Linked DNA regions of Mus musculus: region 2 is linked to region 1. A link is a loop called in an ENCODE intact Hi-C map of the cell type or tissue named here. Cell type or tissue: heart. All regions are shown on one strand. Links, peaks and the distances in the headings refer to the core of each region. The heading gives the core; the rest is flanking DNA. Region 1 overlaps Nfia (nuclear factor I/A). Region 2 overlaps Gm38709 (a long non-coding RNA gene).

Region 1 (4,392 bases), core at 106-4,105:
CCAGTGAATGGGCCTTAAACAAAGGGAGAGCTCCTTTGAAAATGGGCGTTTGTGAGTCACCGGTCAGTGTAGCTGCACAGTTTGTGGGAGTGGGAACCGCTGGCAGCGGGGCAAAACAGTACAGCTCAGGCCTTCAGAGCTCCTAAGCCCTGAAAGGCGGCGAGGTTCGAGCCGGCTGGTCACAGTGGCACACTTGGCTGAGTGCACGGCCAGGTGGTTTGGGCATATTGGCAACAACTGGCAACCTGCCCGATACATATGGCTCAGATTGCTGCGCTCTTCCCACGAAGCCTTCCTAGACTCTTGAGCAAGCAGTCAGTCGCTTGCGCACAAAATGCGTCTGCATGTTAAATAAGATCTTTTTAATAATATCTACTGATGTAAAATCCTTTCACTAAAAAGGAAAATAAAAAGATGGAGGCAGGTGGCTGCCAAGCACGTAATGAAAGCATCTCGTGAGAGGAGGCGCCTCTGCCGATCCCTTCCAACTGGCTTTGCCCTTACTTCTGCTTTTCTCTTTCACAAGGGTTGGAACACCCTTTCCAGCCCTGGGAAGCAAGGTTTGTGTGGGCTTTCAGAAGGCTGCCAAGGGGTCAGGTGACCATGAATTCCTGAAAATATAAAATAAATAGAGAGACAATAAAAACGAACCCTGTATGGAGGAGCGTTATTAAACCATGATTGACAGATAGCACTGAAAGGTGTCAGTATAGTCTATCATGTAAATACATATCTGGAGACTTGTTAAAACACAGCCTAAGTGCTAACTACTGAGGCACATGTTACTTCCCAAGTGGTGCTAATGGCCCATAGCATAAGGCAGGATTTGGGCTTAGGAAGCCCGGCCCCACATACTCCTGTAGGGATACCACACACCACATTAAGTAGTCCACAAATAGCAGTTCCTGCCAGAGTTGGATTTTTCTCTGCTAATCGTATTTCTTGGATGTGGAACATTTCATTTCTTTTGCTGGGTACAGGAAACATATTACTTAAGGTTTGGGGCTGAGTGGCTCAGTGGTAGAGATCGTGCCTACATTTGATATACAGCACCCGCCTCCAAATCATATCACCAATTAATGCATTAGTTAATGTGATTGCATGAATTACCACCAGGACCTTGTTTCACTTTTAATAATTTGTAAATATATGTTTGTGGTCTGTTAAAATTGCAAGCCATTTATCTAATGAATTGTGCTGAATCTTCTGGAATTATATAGTCTACTTGTTAAGACGATTAAAATGGATGTTGCATTGAGTATGTGTTTTAGAATTTTTTTTTTAGCACAGCATTGCTCAAGCACTAAAATAACTTTTATCTCTCATACCAGTGGGGACTGTACACACCCACAAATCTAAAACTTTTACAAAGATACAAACATACATATTTGGTAGAAAAGAACCATTGTGTTTCCTCAGATAGAATGACATCAGCCTCAAATGAGAACAAGCAAACCTTCTTTTGAAGACAAGAAAAAATGTTTAAAAAACATTGCTACAGTTGCCCATGCTTCACCCATACAAATCTCCCCGAAAGATACTATGTAGATAAAAAATTATAAAATGCTATTATAGCAAATATTTATTTTAGGTTAAAATCTTCCAATCAATTCCTCTTCATGGACTTTAATTGCTTTGGGTTGTTTGGGGTTTTTGTTTGTTTGTTTATTTTTGTTTTTTGTTTTTAAATTTCAGAGACAACAGTTCTCTCCACAGCCCAGAAAGGACTCTAACTCTCCACAGCTGAGGTCTGCCTCAAACTCAACATCTTTCAGCTTTCAGTCTCCCATGTGCTGGCATGACAGATATAATGGAATACCCAACGTCGGGAAGTTTTGAGAAACAGTGCAAACTCAAACCAGAGGTGTTCAGTAAAGTCTTTTGCCATGAATCTCAACAATAATAGTCTGTTTCTAAGTAGTAACAACAACTTAATAGAGGAGCAGGGGTAGGGGGCCACTAAACTTCCCTGGTGCTAAGAACAGCAGGGGACAGGAATGGAGACCTTATAAGAAGGGGCTTCAGCGCAATGTGAAATGACCTATGCAGGGCACATTTTCAACACCCTCACCCTGTCCTCTTGATCAGCAAGTGGTGCCACCTTGGAGCATTATTAGAACACCCTTTCACCAACTTGGAATCGTTCCAGTCACTGCTGTCTCCAAGGACACAGTGTGAAGTCCTGAGAGTAAGTCACAGTGGGCCAAGCCACAGTGAGGACCCTGGCTGTGAGGTCAGGTCCCCTCTGGGTGCTCCTGGTACCCAAATGGAGACTGAGCAGACTAGGGGTCAGAATGAGATGGGCAGCAATCAGTAGGGAAAGGATTTCACCACAGAGGCCAAAACAGTGTTTCGTCACCCAAATGCAGATAAAAGACCAAAGGGTACAATTTCTTAAAGTGTGGTTTGGGAGGGTAATAAGGGTTACAAGCCAGAAAGGGCTCTGTGCACAAATAACTGCAGCTACTGCTACGTTAAACCAGGGTCTCAGATCCTTTGACACATAATGTGTATTGAAATGTCTAAGACCCATAAGCATGTCTTTTAAATTTATTTCAGAACACCCCTCCTTCCCCTCTCTCTTTCTCCTCCTCCTCCTCTTCTTCTTCCTTCTCTTCTCCCTCCCCCCCTCCCTCCCTCCCTCCCTCCCTCCCTCCCTCCCTCTCTGCCATTGAGCATAAAAAAAGGCAAAAGTGTGAGAAAAATATTTTGGTTAACATTAACTTAGAGGTCAGATTTAAGTAAATTCTAATTGAGCTAATTTTAATAAAAATATTTAAGAAAAACATTGAAGAGTTAAGTTCAAGCCAACTCACTTAATATCTTTTTAGAAAATTTCATTGAAACCTCTGATTTCCCTAATTTAGACACAATGTCTAATTGCCCTTACTGTTTTATATCTCAGTAAGGAAAATGTGATTTTTCTCAGCACCCAAAGTTCCTTCCTCCCCCATACAGACTTCACCTCAAGCTTTTCTCCTCGTATCAGGCAAGAACCATCTGGAAACTTGGAAGTAGGATCCTAGTTTTCAAACAAGAGGCTTTCTCAAATGGATGGCAACTGCTTAGGATAAAATATAAGGTGAATTTTCCTGGAGCAATTTTTGTGCAGGAAGTTTGAGTTGGTCTCCCTGAAAAGCTTAGAGGCCCTTGGCATAGGCAGCAGAGTTGACCGGGTAAGAAAGGTGAATTTGAGGAGTGGAAATGTGGAGGAGGGATGGGGTAACCAGTGTCTTTCTAAATAAAATTAGTCCTTAAATGTCAAGTGAGAATCACATAATCTTGGAAGGAAAGTTAGATCGAATAACAGCAGTGTCCTACAGACTCTGAAAGTCAGAAACCTGGGAAATCTCTCAATACCATCTGAAATGGTCACCTCATATCCTCAAAATAAGAATGGGCAGCTCTACATGTAACCTCATTTATATGACCAATCTCCTTGTCAAACTTGAAAAAGTACACATGTATTTGTACAGATAAAAGATCAACATCCAAGTCTGTGCCTCCTTCCAGAAGCACAAGGAATAGCACCTTTCACAAAAACACCTTTGGAAAAAATAGTACACGAACAGACTCGGGTTTTAGCAGATTTGCCTGGTACACACGAACACACTCGGGTTCTAACAGATTTGCTTGGTACACACTCATTTGGCTTTCCTTTCTTCCTTTGGACTCTGAGTATTTCCTGCCTCCAACCTCATCTCAGCTAATGGTAATAAAGGATTTGACAGTTCAAAACTCCTGAAGAAAATGTCCTTTAAGTAGGGCAATTTTATTTAACTCAATTAAAAAAAATATTACTGCTAAAAATTCCAGTTACAAAGAAAAATTAAACTGTCCTAAAAATAAACAGTATTTGCTTAAGCAAATACACAGATTTAAAGCATATGGGTAAAAGCAAATGTTAGCGTAAACACACGGCGACATTTTTTTTCTCTTCAGAAAAAAACTCTTCAGAACAGAAACATTAAAAAAAAAAAGTTATTTGGGTTTAAATTGTGAGCCCATTTTAAATAAGTAATCAGCTTTTACTCAAGAAAAACATTTGTGTAGCCCCAGAAATCTGTTTCATTTCTTTGTATATGAAAGTATACGTGAAAAGTACTTTATTAAAAAGTGCCAGAATTAAAATTCCCTCTGTCATTGTAACATATGGGTAATAAGCAAAGGCTCGCTGGGCACAATGGAGAGTGAATTGTGTTCTAAGCCTGATTCCTGAAGTTTTCCTGTCTAACTGAACCACATTTTGAAGTCTTAAAAAACATTATCAACATAGTGAGGCTTTGTCCATACTACATTTTCTAAAATAAGATGCAGCTTTTTACCGGCTTTGTTCAAAAGAACACACTTGAGCAGGTTGGACTGGGCTTGGGCTCAAAGCTCTTCTCCTAC
Region 2 (4,392 bases), core at 72-4,071, 150 kb after region 1:
TAATCTATATATAGGATGTACAGAGTTACTTGGATAATTCAGAGTGTGTAGTGTTTTAGTGGGCAGTACTCTTGTGCCAGGTTGGCTGTTTAGATTGGCCAAATTAATGGGATTAATTACACCCTGCCTACTATTTCAGAAAACAACTTCAGGGAGAGCAGGGTTGCATGCAAGGATTGTTGTTGGATGTAGTGAAGGCTACGGCCAAACCCTTTACTAGTGTTGATGTGTGTTAGTTGAGTAATCCCAGGTAGATTACATAGTTTAGTTTTGCCTCAGTTTCCTGCATTTCTGTAGTAGGGATTTATCTGCAACTAATTCATAGAAGCAGTAGCGATATATCATCAACCAATTCACTGAGGTGCTATAATAAAATGAGTTATCTCATGAAAGTGCTTAGCCCACAAGGCAGGGGTAAGAAACAAGTACATGCATGTTGGAGGTTATTAACACACTACTGTATACATAGAACAAGCAATGGTCAGAATGGCTGGATCTTTGCAGGACCCTTGGGTTTCAAATAAGGCACCTAAGCAGTTAATCTATCTTTTTTTATGATGTCAGCATAAGGTGAGGAGCTCGGCAGTCTTTATTATTTTTAAGAGTAGGCCAGAATATTCCTCAAAAACTCAAATACCATATGAGCTGGAGAGTTTCCTACTTCACCAGATCAAGGTAAATATTCAATATTGACTTTATCTATATGTCCAGGAGATGCTCACTGCCCAGATAGGAGGAAGTCGAGGTTTTCTTGGGAGAGACCTTGCTAAAGCTCCAATTCCTGCTTTTCCTATTGTGATGCTTTCTTTCCTGCACCGCTTGTTACAAGCTTAGGCCCAATCTCTGTCACTGAATTATGAAGCCAAAGCAAACCCAAATCCCTGACGTGCTCCTTTGTGCCATTATTGGTTTAAAGGAAAAGAGGAAAGCCTGAATTTCTCTCTCCTTTAAAGGATCCCCAGAGTGCATCCTTGAGCAAGGCTTTGGGAAGGGTCACAGGAACGGAATGCTTCAGGGGCCAATTGTGCTTGTGTTTGCAGTTTGGGATTGCAGGCAAGCTGCTTTTAAGCTTTATAGAGGAAGTGGGGATTAGGTGTTTCCAGAACAAGGTAGGCACTGGCAGGCTTAGGTCACCCTTGTTGGAAAGTAATGCCCCACTTTTTTCTGCCTGTGCACTTCGAAGCCCCAGTGCATTAACTACTTTAGCAGGGACTGTGTGTGACAGCCTAGGTCTGGTAGGCCTAGAACTCCCCAAATGGAATGGATGACCCTAGGACTTCAAAGTTGCAGGAGTTTATGCTCCAGGGTTAAGTTCCCTTTTAGTCAGAAAGGGTCTGGAGAGAAAAAAAAAATGATGCCTTCCAACTTGCTAGCATGAGCCCACAATTCCACTTGGTCAATCTCATTAACAATGTTTCCAAAACAAATGAATAAAACTACAGAGTAGACCGTGCCTGCTTGCCCTGCTTCTGGCCCTTTGGGCCTGTTGTTTGAGCAGCCCAGGACTTCCCATCATTATCACAGAAGCACAACTCTTCCCTTAAAGAAGCTATAAGTTTTAGTAAGGAAATCTAGTATACTTGTACTTTAAGTGTAGGTTTTTGGGAATTCAACGTGAGAAACCCATTTTCCTCATTCCTAAGGACCTGACACCAGACGCTGCTGCCCGGTGAATGGAAATTGCTCAGCTTCAGCCTCAGAGCATCCTTGTGGGGATTTTGTGATGCTGCGGGTTTTCACAGATTCCGAGGAGAACTTCAAGGAGAATTTGAGTATAAATTCAGTTCTGCCTCTCACTCTCATCCTCACCCATCCGGAACACGGGAATGTCCCACTTTAGACCCAGAGAAGAGCTAGCGGCGTCTCCAGGCAAGGAGCTGGAGGCACAGAAGCTAAGGCCAAGGTCATGACCGCCCACTCCGCTTCTGAAGGAGGTGGCAGCTAGGCGCCGCCCTCTGTCTGACCCAGGAGCTGATCTGGACGTTGCCTTGGACCGCTGAGATCTGGAGCAATGCTAGGGGAAGGAGGGAGAGCTACTGCTGACCAGCCCTTGATCCTCTGGAAGCTGAAGCTCACTGAGTGCCTTTTAGGAATTGTCCTGAAAGGAAGATCAACTGTTAAGCACAGCTGCACTTGGAAAGGCGCTCCCTGGCGCTACTTCTTTTCCTGTTAGAGATTTTTGAGAGGCCTGAATCCTAACCTTTCTGTCTCCTCAACTCCAGGAACCCGATCTAATTGTCCACCACCTCAGCAGCCTGTCTTCGGTGGCTTAGGGTGATGGAGCAAGATTATCAGTCTCCTCATAGGGAAAATGTTGCACGAATTTGAAGTATTGCAAGCAGTTAAAAACCAAAACCGAAACAAAGCAGATATCAATCCAAACCAAAGACCAACCAAAATAAAAATAAAAAATGCCCTCTTCAAGGCACACACACACAAAAACTTAAGGAAGCTCACTCTTGCCCCGTCAATTGTGTCCTTGAACCCTTCAGGAAAACACAGCTCTCCCAAGCCTTCTGGAGGACAACTTAATGACACTGCAGTATATCACCAGGTTAAAACGTTTTTCCAGAGGCAAGGTTTCATAGAAACATCTTTGCCACTGAAGATGTAATGTCTGGTTACAGAGAGGGCTGTGTGGGGGAAGGCTGGTTCCAATCCAACTAAAAACCCTGGTTTCCAACTTTGGAACCATAGCACTGGGTGCTGAGGGCCATGGAGTGTCAGCCTCTGGAGCAGACAGGACTGTAGGCTGGGCTGTTTCCTATTGCTTGCTGCAGTCTGCAACAGGTATTTTCCTCTCCTGTTGATTGATTGATTGACTGATTGATTGACTAATTGATTGATTGTAATCCTTCCTTCTAATGCCCAGAGTTAAGTTCCCATCTGCCTGTGTTTGAACCTTTCCCCCACATTTTTAAGTGTGATAAGCCCTGGCTCTTTAACTGGCAGAATAGGAACCCTGAATGTAATACTGGGGTAGGGGAGAGGGGCAAAGCAGTCTATCACCTTCATTCATTTATACTCAGCTTTTCATGGTTTACAAAATGGACTCAAGGGGAAAGTGGCAGCAATTTTTAATTTCTCAGGCAGGAGAGCTTATGAAGGCCATAACATTGTTCAGACTTCATGTGTCTAAGATAACACAACATACTGCACCTCCACCCAAATCCCCTTGGCAAACACAACTGAACCCCAACATTCCTGGTCCTCCTTCTATGTTATGCATCTTCTTAAATTATCTCTTTGAAAGAGGATACCAACTTTCACGACATCACTAAATGCTCCCTTGTTCTGGGTAAGTTATATTCACGAAGTGTGGGCTACAAGCTTGTCATTTAACCCTTGGCAGAGGTTTCGACCCTGGAAGAGAGAGTGAAGTCTCCATTTATGCCTTCAGGGATAAAAGTGCTTTTCATCCAGTTTACCGAGGAAGGGGGCTGAGTGCAAAGTGTGTAGGTTTGTAGAAGACAGGATCCATCCATCCCTCAGCTTTGCCAGCATTGGAAGCACAACCTCAATATGTCCACCATTCTCTGCTTAAATGCTCGGGCAGGGCACCAGGACACACTGCCTTTGTGGTTTCTGTCTCTTATACCCACCAGCTCTGGGGGGAAAAAAATCACACACCTGCACCTTAGAAAGAGGCCAAATCCAGTTCCTGCCTCCCAGAGAGTATGAAGACCACTTCTATTGGAGTTACTGCGTGCAGCAATTGTTTGTAGCTCCTTAAAGGGAAAACACTGCGTGCCCTTTGTTTTGTCTTAAGAATCACACAGAGACTAGGCCGGGTGATATTCCTGCTAAGTTAATGCTAGGGTAGAGTGCAGTGCTAGAATCCCAAGACCAGAGTGTTAAAATGGATCTCAATTTTCTGTTTCCATAACTGCACTTTCTATTTGGCTTATTCCCTTCTTAGGGACCCCATCTCCTGCAGCAGCACAAGAGATTAATAGTTACATCCCTATTTTTCTCAAGATAAAAGCTGTCACTAAATGGTGTTGCAACCAAGTGTCACAACTGTACATACCCCATTGCCATTGTTTATTTAAATTTATCTCTGCAGTTCTTTTATGGACTTGGGAAAGTGTAACAGGTTCTAATTGGTAGGGGGAAAAAATCCAAGTCAGGTATGTTTTACTTTTTTCCGATCAAAGAAAGACTGAGTAAAAGAATAAGCTTTTTGCAGTGTGTTTTTTCCAACACTCTTTTCAGTAGCTGTACGCTTTCCTCCCTTATCCAGTTCCGCTTTCACTTTTCCTCCTCCCAGCCTCGCTAACCCACTTAACAATTCTCCGGCCTGTCCCAGGCCGCTGGTAACGAGCAGAGGACGCCCACGACTCCCCCTAACCACACCGTTCAACTTCAGAAGCTCTTAAGAGAAAAAGTCTT

Evidence for each region. Peaks named below come from ENCODE experiments on the same cell type or tissue, not always from the same donor. Only the 100,000 strongest peaks of a DNase experiment are listed, where the experiment ranks them.
Region 2: it touches region 1 in a loop (2.6-fold over the local background); 3 of 42 quality-filtered maps call a loop at or near these places.

Annotation. Positions count from the first base shown.
Region 1 is chr4:97,906,715-97,911,106 of GRCm38, reverse strand. All of the region lies in intron 2 of Nfia (nuclear factor I/A), which reads right to left. Among named protein-coding and RNA genes, the nearest start is that of Gm40208, 29 kb to the left of the region's middle. In heart, for the core only: no CTCF peak of the experiment used is centred there; DNase peaks (open chromatin) are centred at 343 and 2,136; H3K27ac peaks cover 361 bases.
Region 2 is chr4:97,752,057-97,756,448 of GRCm38, reverse strand. Gm38709 (a long non-coding RNA gene) reads left to right here. Exons shown (of 5, transcript XR_003955232.1): 4 at 1-675; 5 at 1,644-4,392. It also overlaps a transcript of Nfia not described here. Among named protein-coding and RNA genes, the nearest start is that of Gm38709, 23 kb to the left of the region's middle. In heart, for the core only: a CTCF peak has its summit at 1,958; a DNase peak (open chromatin) is centred at 1,968; H3K4me3 peaks cover 803 bases; H3K27ac peaks cover 1,711 bases.